3 separate regions of the Homo sapiens genome follow, and all the other regions are linked to region 1. Evidence: chromatin loops called from intact Hi-C (ENCODE). Cell type or tissue: endothelial cell of umbilical vein. All regions are shown on one strand.

The links. Peaks named below come from ENCODE experiments on the same cell type or tissue, not always from the same donor. Only the 100,000 strongest peaks of a DNase experiment are listed, where the experiment ranks them.
Region 2: a loop joins it to region 1, with 15 times the contacts of the local background. A loop is called at or near these places in 6 of 110 quality-filtered maps.
Region 3: it touches region 1 in a loop (2.3-fold over the local background); 18 of 110 quality-filtered maps call a loop at or near these places.

The regions. Positions count from the first base shown.
Region 1 is chr10:122,138,052-122,146,051 of GRCh38, reverse strand. It overlaps TACC2 (transforming acidic coiled-coil containing protein 2), which reads right to left. Exons shown (of 23, transcript NM_206862.4): 7 at 2,346-2,480. Among named protein-coding and RNA genes, the nearest start is that of BTBD16, 130 kb to the left of the region's middle. RefSeq lists enhancers at 4,584-4,878, 4,604-4,898. In endothelial cell of umbilical vein, a CTCF peak has its summit at 3,092 (motif pointing left); DNase peaks (open chromatin) are centred at 4,741, 5,001 and 5,301; H3K27ac peaks cover 3,718 bases.
Region 2 is chr10:122,699,844-122,707,843 of GRCh38, reverse strand. C10orf120 (chromosome 10 open reading frame 120) reads left to right here and starts at 7,998. Exons shown (of 3, transcript NM_001010912.4): 1 at 7,998-8,000. In endothelial cell of umbilical vein, a CTCF peak has its summit at 3,811 (motif pointing right); a DNase peak (open chromatin) is centred at 3,823; H3K27me3 peaks cover 204 bases.
Region 3 is chr10:122,224,478-122,232,477 of GRCh38, reverse strand. It overlaps TACC2 (transforming acidic coiled-coil containing protein 2), which reads right to left. Exons shown (of 23, transcript NM_206862.4): 12 at 7,691-7,752; 13 at 5,997-6,112; 14 at 4,470-4,641; 15 at 2,992-3,132; 16 at 2,038-2,127. Among named protein-coding and RNA genes, the nearest start is that of BTBD16, 43 kb to the left of the region's middle. In endothelial cell of umbilical vein, no CTCF peak of the experiment used is centred here; no DNase peak of the experiment used is centred here.

The sequences.
Region 1 (8,000 bases):
AGCACTGGATGCTCCTTGAGGGCAGGACGGTGCCTGTCTTCCAGACCTCTGTGTCCTGTCCCTAGCACAGTGATTGGCCCAGAGTAATCCCAAGTTCATGTTGCTGAATGGCTCAGATGTGTAAATGAATGAGATTCAGAAGCAACCCACACAGAGTGGGCTCCAGGGCTAAAGGTGAGATCACCCAGTGTGCCTTCTATGACAGGTTGAGAGCCGTGAGCCCATCTGACCTCAGGAAAGAAAGACATAGAGCAAATGGGTACCACTTGTGTCTGCTGGTGCCAGGAGGCACCAGAGATGCTCTCTGACCCTAACACTGCATCAGCAAAAGGTCTGAAGGTTGAAATTTTTATTTTAGATTTCATCAAAAATCTACTCTAGCCCTTGGATAAGTTCTTTTAAAAAAAATGAGGTATAACTTACATACCAAAAAATAGTAAAATTCACTCTTTTTAAGTATATAGTTCCACAAATTTTACAGAACATTTCCATCACCCCCCACAAAGATCTCTTCATGCTCATTTGTAGTCAATACAAATCCCAGCCCCCAGTGCCCACTGATCTGTTTTCCATTCCTTATTGTTTTGCCTTTCCCAGAATCTCATCTAGACTGAATCATGTAGAATGTAGTCTTTTGAGTCCAGTCTTTCTCACTTAGCCTAATGCATTTGCGATTCATCAATTTAGTTGCATGAATCAATAGCTTGTTCCTTTTTATGGGTGAGTAATATTCCTTGGCATAGATATACCACAATTTGTTGATCCTTTCACCAGTGGATAGATATCTGGGTTGTTTCAAATTTGGGGCAATTATGAAGAATACATGCATACAAGTTTTTAGGTAGACATATATTTTCATCGTTCATAGGTAAATATCTAAAAATGGGATTGCTGGGTCATATTGTGGATTTATGTTTACCTTTATAAGAAACTGAAGGGCAGAATATTTGAGAAGAGTAATTGTATTTCTTTCTCCAACACATTTTGGTTGTGCACCTACTATGTCCAAGGCAAACCAAGGGTGTTTCCCCAAACAGCTGGGGATGTTCCTGCTCCCCAACCTCTGCTTGTGCTATCTCACCAGCAGAAAAGCAGACCTCCCATACATTTCCTTGTCCTTGGGCCAAGAATTATGGCAGACCAGGCACTGCGGTGGATCCAAGAGGGGTGGAACAAATGTTCCTGCTCTGCCAACAACAATCTGAAGGATGGAAAGTCCCTCTGGGACTCAGGACCAACAGAGCTGCAGGTAGATGCCAGGAGATACAGGACAGAGAAGAGTTTAATGGTCTAGGTGGCATCATCCAGATAAGGCAGACTCTGGTCCAGCTCTGGGCCCACCCTACTGTTACCCGGTATTCTAGAATATCATCTGCATGTGGTGATGTTCCCTTCCTCTGATTTCTCTACTACTTCCCGACACTCTGGTTTGGCAGCTGGTTGTCTACGCTTTGGGCACCCCTTATATTCTTGCCCTCTACCATGGCTTAGCTTTCAGCACTGTGTGCTTCCCAGCCAGCAGGAGCTCCCTGAGGACCGAGGCCTGCCGTTCTCAGCACACCCAGATGCATTTGGCTCTCTACAAAATACTGTCCAAGAATGCTCTTTAGGAGGCTTTAATGATTTATAATCAAAACCAACTGCTTGCATGGAAACAGGAGTTCCAAATACTTGCTCTAATCATTAACTTTATGTGTCAACTTGGCTGGCCCATTGAACCCAGATATTTGATCCAACCTGTCTCAATTTCACTGTGGAGATATTTTTTACATGAGATTAATATTGAAATCAGTAGATTTTGAGTAAAGCTGATTACCTCCTATAATGTGGGTGGACCTCATCCCATCAGTTGAAGGCCTTAAAGGAAAAGGATTGACCTTCCCCAAGGAAAAGGGAATTCTGCCAGCAGATGGCCTTGGGGCTCTGCTACAACAACTCTTCCCTACTCTCCAGCCTGCCCTGCATTATTTCAGACTTGCTAGCCCCCACAATCACATGAGCCAATCCCTTAAAATAAATCCCTCTCTCTGCATATATATATACATATAAATACATACACATATAGATCATCCATCCATCTATCCATCCTATTGGCTCTGTTTCTGTGCAGAACCCTAACGCACTCGCCCACACCATGCTTCCCACTGTGACATGAGGAGCAGGTGGGCAAGGGTAAACCTGAGATCGGCTATGGCCCAAAGGGTCAGAGACATGGTCTCACGGGGCCAAATGGTCACCACCTTGTTACCATCCTAAATGCGGCTCACCCCAAGACCTAGGGGGCAGAGACCACCAGGCCCCTGCTCTCCGGGGGCAGGTGCTGTGGAGGGGGACTTGCGCAATACCTGCTGAGGTCCTTGGCCGGATCTGGGCAGGAGGGAGTGGAAGCTTCTACTCTGTCACCAGCTGGGGCAGATGGCGAAACTATGTGTTCTGCAGCCGAGGGAGGAAGACCCGCATGGGCAGCAGCTGGGGAGATGCTGGGGACACAATGAGGGAATTATTCCACATGGTGCTGGGCTCATTAATGGCACATTCATCAGGCCCCATTCACCCCACCCAACCCACCCGCCCACACATGGAATGGACTCTTTAAACCCCAGCACTTGGCTCCCCGGCTTCCCCATCCAGGCCTCCACTTCTGCACAGCAGGGCCTGTGGCTGCAACGAAGTGGCTCCCAGGCCAGGCCCTTAAGCTCCTCCCTCCTTAAGCTTCTGTAGAACCGGGTTTCTTTAACAGAGGCAGCTCAGGTGTCCAGGACACGCTATGTGAGTTTTCTCGTTTGATTTTTGTTTAGAGGAGAGGATTTTTTTTATGATGATTTCTATTCGTTTGTGATAGGCAATGAAACTCTACAAGGTGAGAACTAAAATACAACTTTACAAATTCCCCAGGCTTTGCCCGCAAATCCCAAGGCTGAGAAAAATCCAGGGGAAAAGGATGATGGGAAATTCGGGAACCTGCCCCGGGACCAGTTGGGCCACCCGTGTCCTGGGGGAGGAATGAGTTTCAGAGACGGAGTGTGGCCCTCGAGTAGGGAACGAGTGCCCCCTGCTGGACAGCCAGGGAACCACAGCGTGCGGGGCCTCCGGGGGTAGCACTGGAGACCACTCCCCACAAAAGCCAAAAGGCACAGGCTTGCAGTGCAGAAGAGGTTCTGATTTTCCCCACTGGCAAAAAGCAAGGCTAGCAACGGCCTCCACAGACTAAAGCCTGGGAACAGCTTTCAGGGTGGTACCCTCCCAGCCTCTCCAGCCATCCCTGCTCTGGTCCACAGTGGGACTGGCCAGGCTGAAGGTGTCTTGGGGTAGCCAGGCTGGAATACAAGACTCAGCACAGACGGCCTGAAACCCAGCCTGAGGTGGTAGCTGGGGTTTGTGGCGTCACAGCCCTTGCAGTGAGGGATCACTGCTTCCCTCTGCGGGTAAACACCTCCAGGGAGCTCCCAGATTGCAGGAGTCCAGGGTGCGTGGGCCTCTGGGCTGCTATGTCTGCTCACTCCATCTCTTCGAGGTCCACCTGACAGGCTAGCACCCTGGTCTGAAGGGCAGCTGCCATAGGCACCCACACTGTACACTGGACAGAGGACTCAGTCTTGCCCATAAGTCTGGTCACAGCTTAGCAGATTCTGCAGGTCCAGCAGGCACTTCCCAGCCCCTCACCGTCCTGGCCTCAGAGCTCCACGAGGACAGGGGCCACATCTGCCACATCCACCGCAGGATCGCAACCCTGGGCCAGGCCGCCCACAGCAGGCAGAGGGGATACCGCCAAGTGTCCAACTGGCTGCAACCAAGTGTGGGAGCAGAGCCAGGGCTGGAACCCATGCTGCCTGCTCCCTCGGGGCTCCACAGAGGAAAACAGAGCCCAAGAAATAACGACCTAGGAAAGCCCAGAGCAGACCAATCCACGGGGGAACAAAAATTACAAGTGCTTGGAGGAAACCCAGCAAAACAGCAAAGTGGATTCACAGATGGAGTGACTGGCCTCCTTTGTCAAACTATTATTTGCAACAATTTGGGCAGTGGCTAAAATTAATCATTTTGTAAAAGAATGACTCAAAATGAATAATGCAAACTACCAGAGGCATTTAAGCTCCTTAAGAGAGCTATTTTGCACTTTGGAGGCTGACATGTACTCATAATCGGCAAATGGACCACTTACAAACGCAAACTACTAGTCTAACTTCGCTTTCTCAAGAAATTACACTGCTGTGCTCCCCCCTCCACCACACACATCCCACCAAGATTTTACTTAGTTTAATGCAAATTGTGGAAAGGTGGTATTGTTTGTGGTTCTGTGATTTAAGGGTACTGTTTATCAAACTGCAAGGAAGGATCTCTGTCTTAGAAAACAGTGGCGGGTGGGGGGGAGATGCTACCTTAGATCTGTGGCCCGCTGCTAATCACAACAAAGCCAGCTCTGTGACAGCTGACAGCCCTGGGATCTGATGCAGATGCCCAAGGCTACACCTGCCCCATCTCTGAGAACACCCTGGGGCAGCACAACCAAGGCTCACTCACCAAGCTCCCCCGCCTGCCCTTAACACCCACAGCTGCTCCTGTTCCTGAGGGGCCACCTGGCTGCTCCCTCCTCCCTTCCTTCTGTTGGTCCCAACTGCCATGGCCACACCCTTCCTGCGCTGGCTGGGTCCCGTTAGCCAAAGGCATCAAACAAGTGTGACTCAACAGCTCATTTAAGAAAGGCGCCCCCCTCCTTCCACCGCCTGTTGGCTCATACCCAGGGGCCGAGGAGGTCAGGCTCCCACGAGGAAACACTCAGTGACTCACCATCCAAGCCCAAGCGCTAACACATGGGCCCCCACAGACACCTCCTGGGCCCAACAGAACTTCTCCTCTTCCCTCCTGACCCTCCTCCTCCTCCCCCAATTTTCCCAGCAAGGTAGTGGCACCATCAGCCCGCCAGGCCCTGGCACTGACTTCCAGTTCTCTCATTCCCATGCCCCTCATCACCCCTTCCTGCTGAGTCACCTCCTTCTCCTTCTGGAATCTGCCCTCTCTGAGCAGGACTCCTGGGCTATCCTGCTGTGCCTGCTTTCCGTTTTGTCCCCTCAGATCCAAGGCCCCACAGCCACCAGAATGACCCAACTCAAGTTCTGATCAGGTCCTTCCACTGAGTAAAGCCCTCCCTGACTTTCCACGGCATTCGGAAGCTGGTCCTCCAGGAGCCTAGTCAAGGTCCCTTGAACTCCCCCTGAGCTGCCAGAGGGCAATGTTGCTCAAGCAAAGCGAGTAAGCAGGTAGGGGCAGCCGGCAGCCAGCTCCTCACCAACAACCCCAGTCAGCTCCCATCTGCGTTCAAGCCTCCCGTGACCAGCAGTGACTCCTCTTAAAGACATTGTTCTCAGGAAGTCGGGCCCTGAACAAATGCCCAGGACCAATCCCAGGCCTTTGCAGAACCTTCCAGACAGCTGCCAAACCCAGCCCAGAGAGAGCAGGGCACTGATATGGGGTCCGCACATTCTGTAGTCTCATTCCACCTGCTAGAGTTATCTTGCTGTCTTCCTCTGGCGGAAAGCTAGCCTGGGGCTAAACATCTGGGATGCCTTTTTCCATTTAAGGAGTTAATCAGTGTTTTCCAAACCTTATTGGAATAACGAAGAAGCTGAATTCAAATTCATGTAGAGTGTTTATATTTTTGGAAGAGGAAGGATATGTTGATTTAAGTTCAACCTGCTATTTCTTTTTGTTTAGGACAGAGCTGACAGCATATAAACCACCACGCTTTCAGCAGACAGCCATGACTTATTGATCAAGGCGTTCTTTCCTGCTAAGCCCAGCTAGACAAGACCTCAGAATCCATCGCAACACAGATCCCTAGAGAACCATTACCAATGGATCAGAGACGATGGATCTGAAGAGTTTGCTGTCCCTGAGTTAGCACCTTGCTAAGGTCCTCACAAACAACAACTGGTCCCACTGCCCATTCGGCTGCAGTCTCCAGCCACACACACAGCTCCAGGGCTCACATTCAGCCCGACAGCCCTGCAGATCCGGCCGCAGTGAGACACCGTCAGCAGCTGTTGTCCTTTGATTCCCTGGTCAGGGCTTTTGAGTCCCGCTAGGCAGATCCCTCACTGAACTGATAGCAAATTTCATTTCAGAGATTGGCTGGAGCTGCCAAATTAAGCCCTTGTGCAAGGACAAACACCAGAGTGGCCCAGGCTGTCACGGGAGGGTGATAACAGCCCCCAAGGTGCAGGCCAAACACATCAGTCCTGTTGGCCAGATGGGTGACAGCATCTTATCTCCCATTTCACATCACCATCTGGAAGGCATTTAGCACTAACAGCCCTTCCTCCCAGGCCTCTTGATTTTTTTCTTCCGAAATTCCCAAGTGCACATGATCACATAATAGGGCAAGCGTTAAGGCCGAAGACTCAGGTCATGCTGAAGGTGAGATGCAAAGTGCAGAAAGGAAAGTGCTGTGAAATTGTGGGTTTGGAGAGCCAGGCTTGGTTGATACAAATGCTGGACAGCCAGTCCCACGGAGGCCTGGGACTTGATAAAATGAGACTCAGCAATGGGAGATAGAACAGGCGTCTCTCAGAGGCAGCCACTGAAAAGCCCCAAAGCCAAAATCAGAAGGTGCTGAGAGGTGCTTGTGAATTGGCTGGAAGCTCCGAGGCAGGCACATCCAGATATTTCTGGTCGTTGGTGAGATCCACCAGCATTCGAGCACCAGCCAGTTCACGTGAGAGCGTGAGCAGCCCCAAACAAGCTGATCTGCAGATTTCCAGCGGGCGCTGGGCTCCTGCGCAGTTAACCCTGAACTGGCTGGTCAGCTCTTCCCTGGCACACGTCTATCCACTTTACCTTCACAGAGAGAGCCCGTGCTCAGAGGAGGGATGTTATTTTCAAATTTGGCACAAGCAAAACTTAAGCAGGAAGGAAAATATTCACCAAGGGAAAAGTGATAAACACCATCCCAAAACCATAGGCGAGGCTTTGGTCTGGCTTGGATCGTCCAAGTTATGAATCCCCACGCCTGGTCATCACCAGCAGCTCTGCGGGCCCAGGGGCAAGATTTCCTTATGTCCTGAGCTCTCTGGGGATGAGTCCTGGTTTACAGAGGCTACAGGGGTGGAGACACAAGGGATAAAAGGAGACTGATCTTGGATATCCAAGATTATTTATTCAGAAAGTCAAAATCTGCCTATACAGATAAAGCAGCTCAAGAAGCATGAAAAACCAAAACAAGAACAGAATCTTGTGTGAGTGTGAACCGTATGAAATTCTCAATATCTGACACTTGCCAATGTGGCAGTTCATGTGGTTCAACCCCAACAGCAGCCAGACAGACAATGGAAACTCAAAGGCTCTGAAGAAATGTAAAGGTGCACCCCAATTCACTCAGCACGCTGGGTGCTGGCTTCACAAATCTGATTCATGAATGTCAAAGTACCTTCTAAAGGTACAAAGGAATTCTGTTATTCAGAGAAGACTTTTGGGAGATCCATTTTCTAAATTAAAAATAATTCCTCCACTTTATCATTCAGTCTTTGTTTGTTTGTTTATTTTTTGAGACTGAGTTTCACTCTTATCGTCCAGGCTAGAGTACAATGGCACGATCTCGGCTCACTGCAATTTCCGCCTCCCAGGTTCAAGCAATTCTCCTGCCTCAGCCTCCCAAGTAGCTGGGATTACAGATGCCTGCCACCACGCCCAGCTAATTTTTTTACATATTTAGTAGAGACAAGATTTTGCCATGTTGGCCAGGCTGGTCTCAAACTCCTGACCTCAGGTGATCCCTGCCTTGGCCTCTCCAAGCTCTGGGATTACAGGCATAAGCCACCGCACCCAACCTATCATTCAGTTTTTAATAAGGCACCTGCTTAAATAAAGGTTCAACTAACCTTTGTGAGGTGGTTGAACTCACTTATGCATACCCATAGAGGGAAGACAAAAAAATCTTATTGTGCAGTCAGAAAAAAAAAAAATAAACTACATGATTTGGAAGCAAGAGAAGAAATAAAAGCTGT
Region 2 (8,000 bases), 560 kb before region 1:
TGGACCAGTGGCGGCAGCAGCAGCATCACCCAAGATATGCAGACTCTCAGGCCCCACCCAGAACTACTGAGTCACAATCTGCATCTCAACAAGTTCCCGAGTGAATAGCAGGCGTGGTACAGAGTGAAAGGAAGCTGGCCTGGGCAACGCCCTCAGCTGCTGCCTGTGAAGGATCAGAGGAGGCACAGCCTACATCAGAGGGATGAGACGATGCACAGCCTCCACATATATAGCGTGGGGTACTTTGTCGATTAATCTAAAAATATTCCAAATCAAAAAGTTTATTTTTTAGAAGGAGTACACACTGTGTGATTCCATTTATTAAAAATTATAGAAAATGGAAAGTAATCTATAGTGACAAAAAACAGATCAGTGGTTGTGGGACAGAGGTGAGGGGAGAGAGCGATTACAAAGGGCATGAAAAAGCTTTGGAGGATGATGGATATATTCATTATCTTATTGTGAGGATGGTTGTTTATATACATAAAGCCCATCAGATTCTATATCTAAATATGTGTAATTTATTTTGTATCAATTATACCTCAATGAAACTACAAAAAGAAATTTAAAATGTTAGAAATATTTGTCCTTAGATATAAATAATCTGTCCCTAAAATAAAAATAACCTATTAGACTCATCACTGGCTCCAGAAACCTACTACAAGTCCAGCCCACCAGCTCCCCAGGGAGGACGAATGCCCCCTTGGGGTTAGAATGTTTTAGATAGATGAAAGTTGTCGAAGAGACTAAGCAGATATTGTCTGCCTTGCCAGAAACAAGGCTACGCTAAGACAAACCTCGTCCAGTTTGTCAGAAGACACAACAGGATTGTCAAGAATAAATTCCACTTGAGAGCAGGAACTCAACAAGAGTTCCTTGGAGAGGGTAGAGACAATGGTGGACTCCACCCTTTCTTGGACCAAAATGTTTGTTTGTGACGATTGGAGTGATGCAATGAATATTCAGAGACTAGTATTTGCCACAATCCAGGACCCTCAAGCTCTTTATTGAGCATTTCCATGAATGTAACTTCTCACTTCATCTTCCCAACTACCCTCTAAGACAGGTCATATTACTATCCTAGTTGTACATATGAAACAGAGGCTTCCCAGTTTACATGACTCCCTAGAGACAGTAAGCTGTGTACACTGCTGGTGGGAATGTAAGCTAGTTCAGCCTTTGTGGAAAGCAGTCTGGAGATTCCTCAAAGAACTGAAAACAAAATTACCATTTGACCTGACAATCCCGTGATTCAGTATATAGCTATGTCATTCTATGATAAAAACACATGCTTACATATGTCCGTCACAGCATTATTCACAATAGCAAAGACATGGAGTCAACCTAAAAGAATAAACCCATTCTCCTATGTGAATTAATGCAGGAACAGAAAACCAAATATCACATGTTTTCACCTGTAAGTGGGAGCTAAGCATTGGGTACAAACAGACACAAAGAAAGGAACAATAGACACCAGGGCCTACTGGGAGGACAGTGAGGATTAAAACACTACTGATTGGATACTATGCTTATTACCTGGGCAATAAAATAATCTGTACACCAAACCCCTGTGACACATAATTTATCCGTATAACAAACCCACACATACCCCCTGAATCTGAAATAAAAGTTGGAAGGAAAAGAATGACATAGGCATTAATGTTAAAAAGAAAAAGAGATAGTAAGCTGGCAAGTAGCGAGAGGCACCCCTCTGCTCACATCCCCCCCCAGAAATAGGGTTGCCTGATAATAACAGGATACCCAATTAAATTTGAATTTTCAATAAAAATGAAAAATTCTTTGTATAAGTAAATGAGACATATCTGAAATTCAAATTTAACAGATGCCCTGTATTTTTATTTGCTACATTTGTCAACTTCATTCAGAGAGCCGGTTGTTAACATTTACTAGCACGCCAGTGACTTCATACCCATGCTGTTGACCATCATACTCTAGTATCTCTTTATTAGGATCATGGCATCAAAACCCATCAGAAAAGTCAACTAATACCTCAGGGTTTTATTCTGTGCCCTCAACTGACCACATTTCTAAAGAGAAAATTCAGGCATCTAGAGACATATTTTTTGGAGCTTTTTTTTTTTTTCTTTGAGACAGAGTCTTGCTCTGTTGCCAGGCTGGAGTGTAGTGGCATGATCTCGGCTCACTGCAACCTCCACCTCCGGGGTTCAAGCGACTCCCTTACCTCAACCTCCCGAGTAGCTGGGACTACAGGTGCCTGCCACCACGCCTGACTAATTTTTTGTATTTTAGTAGAGACGGGGTTTCAACATGTTGGTCAAGATGGTCTCGATCTCCTGTTCTCGTGATCCACCTGCCTCGGCCTACCAAAATGCTGGGATTACAGGCATGAGCCACCGTGCCTGGCCGAGCCTATTGGCTCTTAAAATGTGCATCTATTGGCCTTACCGTGAAGATGAACGCCTACCATATTACCTCTCCAAATTCAAGAACCCAAGCCCTCCTGTACTTCAAAAAAGAATTCCTCATGCCCTTCAGTGGATTTTAATAGCAGCAGAGGCAACCACAGGGGGATTCCCAAGGTCTCCTTTCAGAAAGATAATATGGTGTTGGACAATGATCTCCATTTAATTGGCCAAGGGAGGCTAGAGAAGATCTCTCCTCATGAGCCCTGATGCTGTTTTTCATCTGCTTGGCCCCCACTGGGACAGACTCCATCTCAGAGGGAAAGTGCTTGTTGGTAGGGCCTGCAAAGAACCCAGCAGAAATTCTGGGGGAAAATAAAAGACACATGTGGGCAGGAATGTCAGCATTGTTGACTAGAATCTGAAGTTTGATGAAAATCACCCTTTTAGGGTTTTGACTTCCCCAGTTAATAATCTGCTCCCCTAAGAGAGACAGAAGAAGCAAAGATCAAGCTTATGACACCTCATTGTGGCTGAAACCACTCCCAGAGGGCTAAATGAGAATTGGCCTCTCCTGCTCCTGGGTCTCACTCTTCTGGGTGAACCTCTCAAAAGAGGCTCCTCAAAGAGGCACAGCTGACCCCATTCCTAGGTAATGGTTTGGAACAAGGCTGACTGAGCCAGGTCTCCTCAACCCTTGTGCCGAAAGGAAGGAGACTGAGGAAACTAGGCATCAAAGGACCCTTTCATGCCAAGAAGGGTGAAGGCTCAGCCTGGAAACCGGGACGTCTGAGGCACTTTGCTGTGGAACCCATAGAATTCTGTCCACAGGTGCTCTGCACAGGCTGTCCATTGTCTGATCCTTCACAGGCAGCAGATGAGAACATTGCCCGGGCCAGATTCCTTTCACACTTTACCACGCCTGCCATTCACCCGGGAACTGGCTGAGATGCAGATTGTGACTCAGTAGTTCTGTATGGGGCCTGACAGTCTGCATGTCTTGGGTGATGCTGCTGCTGCCACCGCTGGCCCAGGGACATGCTTTGAGGATCACCTCTTATTGAGTGACCTACACAGAGAGTCACAACTTTGCTTCTCTTGGGAACTTGTTAGAGGTGCAGGTCCTGGCCCAGACCTGCAGAATCAGACTCCGCATTTCCACAAGACCTCCAGGAGATTCACACGCACATTAATGTTTGAGAAGCACTGACCTAGAGGACACTTCCCAGAATGTGGTGTGCCCTGAGCTGGTGGTTTTGTAGAGGAGACTACGATTTTAAAGAGCACAGCTCCTTATACAAGGTGTGGATCTCATGCAATGTTAAGAAGGAGCACCATTTCCACGCTTCAAGGCGGCTACCTGCATAGACTCAGCCTTGGAGAGAGGGAGATGGCCGATGGGTCTTTGGAGAGCCAGCCTCTGCAAGATCCACCAGAGGGAGCCAGAGCCCAGGGATGGCTGCAGGGGCAGCTGCCAGAGGGTGAGGAGTCCCCAGGGTTTTGTGTATGACTTATTCACACACCGTCACACTTTTTGATAGCCATTATAAAAATAAGTTGCAAAATATGCTTAAAAGAAAATAAGGTGGAAAAATAAAGTTAATAAAATGAGGATAAGACGTTAACAAACTTCAAAAGAAAAAAATATCAAAGGTTTTAGAGAGTGACATAGGAGAATATCACTGTGTGAATGTGTGTATGTGTCTCTGGGTGTGTGTATGTGTATGTGTGTGTGTTTATGTGTCTCTGTGTGTATGTGTATGTATGTGTATATGTGTGTGTATATGTGTCTGTGTGTGTGTTTGTGTGTGTGTGTATATGTGTGTATATGTATGTGTATGTGTATGTATGCATTTGTGTATGTGTGTGTGTATCTCTCTGTGTGTATGTGTCTGTGTGTATGTATTTGCATGTGTGTATGTGTATCTATGTGTGTGTATGTGTATGTGTATATGTGTGTGTATAATATGTGAGAGTATCATGAGGTAGGAGATGATTTTTTAAACAAGACATGAAAGCACTAACCATAAAGGGAAAGGCTGATAAATTAGAGTGCAGCTAGTATAAAAATAAGGACTTCCATTCATCAAAAGACACCTTAAAGACAGTAAAAAGGTGAATTGCAGAGTAGGAGTGGGTATATGCAACACATTTAACTGACAAAGGGCCTATATCAAGAACATATAAAGAAATCTAACATATCAATAAGAAAACAAAAACTAGAAAATAGTGAGCAAAAGACTTGAATAGACATTTCACAAAGAATAATCTCAATGGCCAATAGAAAAAGTGTTCAATTTTATTTCTAACCAGAAAAATGTAAATGAAAACCATCCAAGATACCATAACCAATCTACCTGTATCGGCAAGATGAGTATCCACAGGGATTCTCATACACTACTGGTGGGAATGTGAATTGGTAGAGAAAAGCATGCACGTAATCCCAAGGAGACATGTAGAAGAATGCTCCCCAAATCGGAAACCACCCAACTGTAAGCAACAGATGACTGATAAATAAATCATAGCATCATCATGCTAAACAACAATAAAAAGGAATGTACAAGCATATCAGTAAGAGAATTGTAACTTTTTTTTCATAAGAAGGGGCACAAAGCAGACACAAAGGAACACATACTATGTGAATCTGTTAATATAAAGTTCAATAATGGGTAAAATTATGTATAGAAACGAAAAGCCTGATATTTTAAAACTATAATACATTTAAACAAATTATTAAAAACCTATGAACTATAAGTAGGTGTCATGGTTAATTTTATATGCCAACTCGATTAGGCCATGGGGCCCAGGTATTTGGTATGATGTATTATTCTGAATGTTTCTGGGACAGTGTTTTGGGATGAGATTAACATTTAAATCGGTGGAGTTTGAGCAAAGCAAATTGCCTTGCATTGTGTGGATGAGCCTCACAAAGGCCTGAATAGAACAAAAGACTGACTTTTCCTGAGCAAGAAGCAATTCTGCCATCAGATGGCCTTTGGACTTGAACTGAAACACTGACTTCTTCCTGGGCCTCTAGCCTGCCAGCCTACCCTGCAGATTTTGCACTTGCTAGCCTCTGTAATCATGTAAGCTAATTCCCTAAAATAAATAATAGATAATAAATCTCTCTCTCATATGATTAGTATATATGTATATGTGTATATATATTTATATATATGTGTGTATGTGTGTGTGTACAAATATTAATTATAAATATTAAGAATAAATGAAATATGTATAAAAGATAAAGTCTACAAGACAAAGAAATAAAGAAAACATGAAGTAAAAGATGAAAGACAGATGTGAAAGGCAGTTCAAGAGAATTTGAAAATGGACCAGGAGATGAGATTGATGTCTATGAATACAAGTCAGGACAAAACCAGGTAAAAGTCAAGAATAAAACCTAATGTAAAAACAATTGAGGGGAAATATCTGTAAAAGAAAACAAAAGCAAAAAGCCTGGGAATGACAATGAAAGAGAAGGAGAGAAGGAAGTGAGCTAAAAGCAGAAGTTTGTGGAACCAGGTGTGAGAAAAGCAGACTTTCCCACAGTATAGAGCCTCATGGCTGTGGTGACACCCCGCCCAGGTGTATCCTTTCTCACCCTCGTTTTCTCTGAAGTCTGGAGGAGCTGGACCCTGACAATGACACCTTTACCTGTCTGTACCTGCTGTGGCAGGGCAATAACTTTTCCATCTAAATATCTGGAGTTGACCAGGCTGCTGATGCACCATCAGCCCTGGAATATCCCCACAAGCCCATAGCCTGAAGTAACCTTAGTATCACTGTGTATTTCCTTTTGGTCTTTTTTTCCTCTTGCATATTTGTATTTTTACAGCATCCAAATTATACCCTATATAAGTTTTATATTCTGCCTATTTTTGCATCCCATTATGTCATATTACAGAAAATTTTTTAGACTCAATTTTTAATGGGTACACGATATTCCATCAATTGGAGTCCAACAATCCCATCGATTGTTCCACAAATATTTGTTGAATGCATATGATGTGCCAGGTGTTGTATGGCTTGCTCAAGGTCACTTAATTAGCAGTTGAGTGTGGGACACATGGGAAAGTCAATGAATGCACTGCAAAAGGCATTTTCTTCACTGCTCAGAGGCCCTCTGCTGATGTCCAGGCTCACAGATGGTCCAGGTAACTGAATTTGCCTGTGTCAACTGGAAAAGTACCTCTGTATTTTAGTGCCTACATGGGTCTGAACACTGGCCCAACTCTTAATATCCACCATGGATTTCTGGTAAGGGAAAGGAGTTTTAGGACCTGTGTTTGTCAGCGATAACATGGCAATCTTTTTCCATGAGCTGCTTCCTTACTTTTTAAATTTATGTTTTCAAATACCTAATACATTCATGTGGTTCTACATTCAAGACAATATCTTCATGTATACCATGAAATGGCTCATTCCCACCACTTCTTCATCTGCTGAATACCTACTGTCTTACTAGTTTTTTGTGTATTATTCTGGTTTCTTTATGCAAATACAAATATATACATGCTTATTTTTTCCCTCCCCAACACAAAAGAGTATTCTAGAATTTATATATGTTTTCATCTTGCTTTTTGCATTTGATTATGTTTCTTGGAGTTATTTCCATATAAGTAAAGGTCTTCCTTCCTTGATCTTTTTGACTCCTATAGTCCTATACTCCATTGTATGGCTAACTAGAATTCTCTGACCAATTACTGGTTAATGGGTATTTGAATTTGCCATGAGGTTTGTCACCTCAAACAAAGTCACACTGACCAACCTTGGGAGTAATTTATTTTGTACACATAACTGGGTGAAAGGGCAAATACATTTATAATTTTGATACATATTGCCAAATTACCTTCCATAGAGTTTTGGCAATATCAATTCCCACCAGTGCCATTCTTAACCACACCTTTGAACAGGGTCTCAGGACAATTGTTTACTGAGTTAGCAAACTGAGCATCTGCCCTACACCATGCCCTATGCTGACAACCACACACCAAAGAAGAATAAGATGCTGTTGGTACCTTCTTTCAATAGAGGGAGAGACAGACTTACCAAGAAATCTGACTTACCAAGCAAGTCATTATGTGAGAAAGCACCATAGCATGAGGCAGAGAGTGCTATGAGAACATGGACAAAGGGTGATTTATTCTGCAAGGAGACATTCAGAGGAAGCAACAATTAAGCTGGGTCCTGAGAGACAAGCAAGTTGCCAAGGATAAGAGAGTTATTCAACACATGAGGGGACTGTGAACAATAGCTCAGACGCTTGTTTTGAGAATGATGGATAGTGTGGCGTTGATCAAGCATGAGGAGCTAAGGCTGAAGAGACTAGTGAAAGCCAGTGAGAGAGATTTTAGTTGACTGAGTCTTCCTCTTGTGAAAACTGAGCAGTCTTGTGGGTTTTTCAGTGGCAGTGACATGGTCAGATTGCCTCCCAGCCACATTCTCTATCCATTCTCTTCGACTCCAACACACCAGGAGCCTGGTAATGTGTGTCCATTTCACCCCAGGGGATCATTCAATGTCTTAAACTCAGACCTCACAATAGCCCCCAGGTAAGCCAGTTATGATGCAAGAAATGTTTGTGACTTACCCTCGGGCCCTCATCACATTGTC
Region 3 (8,000 bases), 86 kb before region 1:
TTGGGGCACATATTCTGAGAACAGCCTGTAATTGACAAAAAGTCAACTCCTGGCCATTATTTGCCAACAGTCATCTCTGGCCGCTCTCCAAAGGAGGTGGCAGGGGGACCAAAGCACTCAGCACACTCCATATCCACCCTGAGCTACTCACCAAACATGCTCAATTCCACCTCAAACTCTGGACAGGAATACATGGTACTTACAGTGGCCAAACTGCATGCAATTCATTCTGTCTTTAGGCCCCAAGGATGTCTAGAAATAAATCTAGTGGGGGGAAAATCCTCACTGCTTCATGCTTTCTAAAAATCTCGCTTTCATGGAAATTCAACCTAAGCTTATGGTTTGGCAACAAGAACGAGGACATCCCCAATCTGTATTGACATTCTTGTCCCTGCCTTGGGTCTCGCTGTTCCCAGCCTGCACACCCACAGTGTAAGCACCCACTGTCTCTGGGAGGGGTCTCTCTTTTGGGTATGGCCAAGGAGACCTCACTGCGGGGCCCTCAGGGCTGGAGCAGCAGCCGGAACTCCTACTCTTGTACCAAGGATGAGAGACACAGACCTCACTGCCCCCCTGCAGATGAGCTGTTACTCCAGGCAGGCAGGCCAGGGGCTCCCATTTGTATTTTTTCAATTAAAAGATAGGGTCTCGCTCTGTCACCTTGGCTGGAGTGCAATCAAGTGATCACAGCTCTCTGTAACCTGGAACTCCTGGGCTCAAGCAATCCTCCCACCTCAGTCTCCCGAGTAGCTGGAACTACAGGTGTGTACCACCACACCCAGCGAGGGGCCTCTCACTTGGAGACCTGAGTTCTAGTCCCCAACAGGCTGGTGAATCACTGTCAAGTGGCTCCATCTCCCATCTGTAAAATGGGACCCGGATCCACCCACCGAGGAGAGATGCTGGGAGCACCTGATCAGGTAACAGAAGCAAGAGGGAAGTGTCAGCTAACAACAGCAGCTTTCCTTTATCACACACCTACTATGTGTCAAGCATGGTGCCACTCTCCGCACACCAGACATCTGTCATCCTCACAGCAACCTGTACACTGGCTATTATTGGCCTCATCTCACGAACGGCAATACTAAGGCTCGAAGAGGTTCACCTACTTGTTCAAAGCCACAGAGCACAGTCTGACACACCAGGTTCATCGGGCTGTCCAACTTGGGGTGGGGTGAGGGGTGGGAACGAGGCCGCCCTCAGAGACCAAGGTTTGCATGGGCAGTCCAGGGGCAAACACACGTTCTGCACGTCATCAGCAACTCATTCAAATTGTTAATAAAAGTTACCCCAAACTTGGAAGCCAGGCGAAAAGATTTCTGCATGCCCTGTCAATGTCATACTCCATGCTAAAACTAGGAATTGGGAAACTCCACAGGCCAAATGGCCCACTGCCGTTTTTTGTAAAAAAACAAACAAACAAACAGACAAATAAAAGTTTTATTGGAACAGTGCCAGACAGTACGGCCCACAAGGCTGGAAATACTTATCATTTGCACTTTACAGAAAGAATTGCTTAAGCCTGGTCTAGAATATTATCAAATGTCTTGGTTTCACTTACTATGTATTATTGATTAGGGCCTTGTCTCAACAAAGTCAGATGTTAACTTGCAGAAAATAGAAAAGTTGCAAATTATGTTTGCTCAATAGAGAAGCAAATGGTATCTGTAGAAAAAAAAAACCCTCAAAGGTCATGATTTTGTTTTGCTCTGTTGAATTGGTGCTAACCAGTTTTCTATCCAACTTTGCCATCTTAGGCTAGCCTTCTTTACCCTACTGACCCATACATTGGTCTCTGTATTCTCTCTCATTTAACCAGCATTACTATCCCGCGGTTTAGCATTATCGACTTAAATGGATCTTAGCTATGTGCTCAGTGTGTATTTATGCAAGAGTGACGCTTTCAGCTTTTTGGAAACGACTCTTTGCTGGACACCGATGATGCCCGCCTGGCGGATGGTTAGCAAAGCAGCTTCTGGACCCCAGCGGCACACATGACATTCTCAGGAGGTGGCGCACGCAGCAGCAAACCGGTACCTTGGCATCCTGGTGGCTGCGGGAAGCCAAAGCAATCTGCCTGGCCAGCTTCAGGGCTTCTATCCGCATGATGGCAAACTCTAACTCCTCCTGCCCACAGGGAGTGTGGGCAAACCGCAGGGAAATGCATCAAGACAGACGTCAATGGTTTCCACATCCGAGAAATGAACGTGCCACGAAAATGTGTCATGACAGGCACTCGGGAAAAACACGCGCTCCGCCTTTCTCTCACAATTAGCACCTCAGCAGATCATGAAATAAGCATTTAATTTCCTTTTCTAAAAATCACCCTTCTGATTGTCAGGAAGTATTGTGCAGTTGAATACGAAATGATTTTCAAAATGGGATCAAAATTTTTACTGTTCTCTTTTCTTTCATTTCTTTCCCTTTTTCTTTCTTAAGGTAAAGTTGGCCAATAGTTTCCATGAATGGAGCTGCATCTCTCAGATGGCTGTTAACAATCTCTCTAGGTTTGCTCTGAACACCCTAGTCTAGAGGATATCAAATTAAGTTGTCAAATTTAAAGCACAGAGTAGATCATTGTTTTTGGTTCCAGATGCAAGACTGAGCCCAGATGTTATCTCACTGGGAGTCTGAGATAGCCACGTATATATAAACGGCTTGGCTCAGTGGTGATCTAATATTCTTGGTTCAGTGAATAAATCACAGAAACTGCTTTGGGGGCTATCAATGCTTCTAAATAATGACTATTTGGGCCCAGTTTGTAAATTGAAATAGAAATGGTTTGTTCAATATGTAATCACACAATTTACATCACTTTGGTATCGTGGGGAAAGAACGTCACATATACCATCCTTTGAGGGGAAGATATGTCACTGGGAACGTTCTCGGCAGTTCCTCATCAAATCCTGCCTTATTTCATTTGGGCCTCGGGGGTTCATTCTCTACTGAGGTTTTGACAAACTCCCAAAAGGTCACACGTGGGCTACAAACCTGGAGTTTCTGAGCGAATAGTGGGGGGTTCTTTTCTGCTAAGTCGGGCTCCAGATAGTCAAGTGCACCACAGAGAGAGACGGGGTGAGCTAGCCTGCTGAGGAGGGCGTCAGCAGAGGCAAAGGAGCCCTCGGGAGCTGTCTGAAAGCCGGCAGAGAGGAGGACACACAAGAAAAATAGAGGAGAACAGAGAGTGATATTGATTCCAAGCAAGGGCCATGCAGCCATTTGCTGGACATTTTTGCCTTGAGGCTAAAGAGAGTATCAATTAGCTGCCATTACTTGTGGTTTCATCTAGACTAATTCCCACATGCTGACAATGCACATCTTGAGATTGGCAGACCCGACCCCCTCCCCAAAAGCATAGCCTTCAGTGTCCTCCCACCCCCACGCCACCCTCACTCCCTGGTCAGTGAGTGGGAGCTAGCCAGCGGAAGGTGAAAGGCCAGTTAGCTGGTGGGTTTTCCAAACGTAACATAACTCTTCAAGAAATACTTCCAAATATATATATATATGAAGTAAGGTTTTGGTAAAGGTCATTTTCTAAATCACGGAAAGATGATTTCAAATGAAAAAGTGTCTTCTGATAGATCAGAAAGACTTCACAATCAGAAGCCAGCTTTGTAGAAGGCGAACCATGGACGTGTGCTTCAGAGTATTCATGTGAGAGATTGATTCACATCTAGACCCTCTTTTTGCTATTGTTTTTCTAGTATCCACCCCAGCATCCAACTGCCAAACACATAGTAGGTGCTCAATAAACATTTGATGCACAAGAGAAATGGCCTACTAACACAGAACAACAAAAATAACACACTAAATCAAGGGCTTCACACCTGCTTGGGGATTGCTGGGCGGGAGGTAGAGGAAATAAAACTAAAATTCACCTAGAAGGATGGTGCATTTCAGATGTGTGGAAGACCGTGGCATGGGCATCGCTTACTTTGGGGAATGCACAAGGCCATGTGACACGTGTGCTGTGCAGGGACTGGGGGGTAGGTGAGGCCTTCAGCTCAGCTCTGTTTGCTCTGCAAGACCCCACAGGGCTTGGGGAGAGGAAAAGTCCTGGTTTTGAACAGGAGAAATTCCCATCACTAAGTCCCAGGAAAACTAACTGTTTCCCAAAAAAGGGTCCCTTGCCCTCTGCCATCAAGGACGAAGCGGCAGAGGACTGCTTAACGACTGCCCTAAAGCAACAGTCTAGTCCTAAGTGGCAAAAAATGGAAACTAAATAACCCTGAAGGCATATAAAGTACTTAAGTGGGAAATGCAAAACCATACTGGTGGGAATAGAGAACCTTCCCCTCATCCTCATGGTATGGGATTTCCCAGGTTGGCTTCTGTGGTCAGGGAGTCAGGGTGGGACCCATGGCAGGTGCCAGGTGAGTGTTGCTCTGAAGGCCTGGCCTTCTTGGTGACAATACGCAGCTGGCCCACACCTCATCCCCTGTGATCTGGGGCCCTCCAACTCCACTTACAATTTCAATCGCTTCTGAAGGGGTGCCCAAGCCCATGGCCTCCAGCTCCTTCTGGGAGGATTTCTCTGGCACCTGCAAGTGTGACTCTTGGTTAGGGGCCAGTCCTCGTGGGACAGGATGCTGGTTTTTCGCAGCAGTGTTCACAAGGGCTTCAGTCTCTTCAAAACTTGACCTGGGGGAAGCAAAGGGCATCTTTCTTTAGTCTTCTCATTGGGAAACCCACTGAAATCAACCAGGATGCCCTGACCAAGTCAATATCACAAGGAATCCTGGACTTCCAGAGGGATATGAGCCAGGTCTCCAGTGGCCATGCAGCCTCTAGGCTGGGCAGTCACCCCAGGACCAAGTGACAAGGGAGGGGCAGAAGCACAGATGCCACTGGCTACAGACCCGAGCTCTGCAGTTCAGCAGACCACCCGCTGCTTGGTTGTGGACTCTGGGAAAGTGACTGGATACCGTGCCTCCATTTCCTTCTCTATAAGATGGAGACAATGGACCTCTCTGTGAAGATTAAATGAGATGCTGCATGCCTGTAAAGCACTTAATGTGGTACCTGTCACCTGGTGCCACTACTGTTTTAACAACATAACCACCATCATCATTGTTCTCACCACCCTGGGCAGCCTGCAGAGTCTCTTTTGTAAGTCTGAGAAGTCAATGCAAGCACTTTTACTCCTGCTTAAAGGGGCAGGCAGACAAAAATAGGCTGGTCCAAATCTCACAGCAATGCCCACACTTACTTGATCAAACAATGCACTGCTCCAAACATCAGCCCTCATAAATGCAAACATGAACACCCATATCAATAATGTACATTTACCAGGCACTTGAGGTGTGCCAGGTACTTCAACAAGAGCTTTACACACAGCATCTCTCTGGTAGACAGAGTGCCCTCTCCCCGTCACACAGCTCGGGGACGCTCTGGAAGACGGATAGCCTCCTTTAATCTTCATCAAATCCCTGCAAGGTCCATTTCATTATTACTTTTACTTTACATTCAAGGAAGCTGAGGCCCAGGAGAGGCAAGTACCTCACTTCAGGTCACACAACCAGGAGGGGGTACAGGTGGGATTCGAGCTTTGAATGCTGGGCCACAGTGTCCCCCTTTAGACAAATGATGGAATAAAGTGTGTGTGCACTGGGCGAGATTATAGGGAGTGGGACACACAGTCAACTGCTGAAGGATTTCACTTTAGTCCAAAGGGTAGCCAGTAACAAAACCAATGCGTTTATGTCCCTGTGGACATTCAGAGAGACTGAAGTGTGGGCTGGCCAGGTATTGTGGCTCATGCCTATAATCCCAGCACTTTGGGAGGCTGAGGTGAGAGGAGCCCTTGAGCCCAGGAGTTTGAAACCAGCCTGGGCATCATGGTGAGACTCTGTCTCTATTAAAAAAAAAAAAAATATGTGGCATGTCAGCCGCCTGAATCTATGCACTGAAATGAAGTCAAAATAACAGCATGAAGGTGCTCAGAGGCTTTAGAACATCCAGCATGATGTGTAACTCTCTCATCATGGAAGTCATACCCTGAACACGGCGTCGGGGACTCTGACATGCGGACGGGAGATGACTTGACAGGGCTCTCCTGAGAAGTGTCAAACATAAGGTACAAGGCCTGCTTCTTCGGGGCATCGTCGTCCTGCTGCAGGGATCAAAATCACATATCAGCTTGGGTACAGTTGGCCTGAACGTGCAACGGAGATGAAAACTGGAGCACTCTTCAACAGAGAACAAATAACCCATCAGGGAAAAGCCTTCATTGTTCTGGAGCCACCAGGAAGAGAGGAGGAAGTGGGGCCTGGTTAGGAGTGAGGTGGGGAGGCCAGGAGGGAAGGAGGATGCAGAGAAAGTACAACTGAGTTCAAGTAGGAACGTGGCCAGGGGAGAAGACGCCACGGCGTTGGTGAGCTGGACTTTGTTCAATTCACCAACATTTACTGAGCACGCTCTCTGGGCCAGGAGCTGTGCTGGCCACTGCAGATAAACAGAGAGGTAGGGCAAGAGCCTAGACCTGGGCTGACCATAGCTGAATGAGCCCAGGGCAGGGGCAGGGCCTGGAGAGCAACTCAGCTGGACTAGAAACAGGGGCTGTGGGACTGGCATCTCTCAGTGATGGGAAGACCTTGAAAGACCCCCTCCACATGCCCTGCTGGGGTCCCCAAATAAGTCCCTGCAACGGCCGGCAGGTATGCTGCTCTGCACTGCCATGAAATCTCTGGGTGGCTCTGCTGTTCCTGAGCAGGGCATGCTCCTCACGAATTCATCCGCGAGGCCTGCCAACGCACCAGGCAGTGGGTGGTGGCACAAGAGGAAGGGGCCCCTTGTGGTTTCAATCCATTTAAATCAAAGATCTCAAAACACACGACAGTTCCCCTTCAGCGGTAAAATGTCTCGCCCTCAGTATTATGTATATGGCCTCAGCTACTGGGGACACAGGTGTGGCCACAGAGCTAAGCTCTTTAAGCAACGCACAAGGGGATGATGACAAAGCCCATGTGCTTTACTCAGGAAGCTGTGATCTCACTGACGTGGCGCATGAGTTAAGCCTGTGCATGGGGACATTCTCCCACCCAACCTTCAGGTCTAACTTACAGCAACCTGCAGTTTGGAAGCAGTAACCCCGGCATCTATGACTAATGCAAAGAAAGATAAAGAGCAACATATCCAGGGCCACGTAGTGCTGTAAGCAAGCAAGCCCTCCTGTGTGCCACACGTCTCCGAGGGCATCGCTGACAACAGCAAGAGGTCACCCTTGGAATAACATGCCCTAGGGCAGCAGGTATTATGCCAGGAAAGACAGTGCCCATCATAACCTCTTAAAATGAAAAACCAGGGAGAAAGGCTTATTGCCCAGAGAAAATATTCAGTTAATTAAAACAATTTCTCAAAAACAGCTAATCGTATACCTGAAAAACCATCACCACCTCTTTTTTTTTTTTTTTTAAAGAAATCTCTAGCTCTTTCTCAGTCTAGGAAAGTAATTCTGCAGGACGTCTAATTGTATTCTATCATTTTCTCCCTGAAAATGTCAAACGAAGTGGATTGAGTACAAACCTCAACCCCCCAGCCCCAGTCCATCACTGCTGTGCACCCGGGAAGCTGTGTACACAGAAAACACTCGATTTGGGGTCTGAGCTCCCAGAGACACTCTGCACAGGGGAGGAGGCCCCTGAAGGCAGGAAAGCGAGTCCCCTAAGTGGCCCGAGGCAGACGAACTTACAGGTAAGGAGGAGCCAATTTTCTCCATATATTCAATTTCATAGGAGTTTCTGTAATCCAACTCTGCAAAAACAAAAACAAACACAAACACAAAAAAACAAAAGGTGAGGTTAGTGCCAGAGGAAAAAAATGGGAAGATCTGAGCCAGGCAGGGTGGGAGCTATCACAAGGCTCTGGGCTTTCTGACGGTGCCCACTGTCTAGAGACTTCTCATATAGCCTGAAGAAAAGGCTCAGTTCGGCTATTTTCAGACAAACGGTAAATGTCTTGCTGTAAAGGGGCTTCTGCCATTAGGGAGGCTGAGAAAGTCC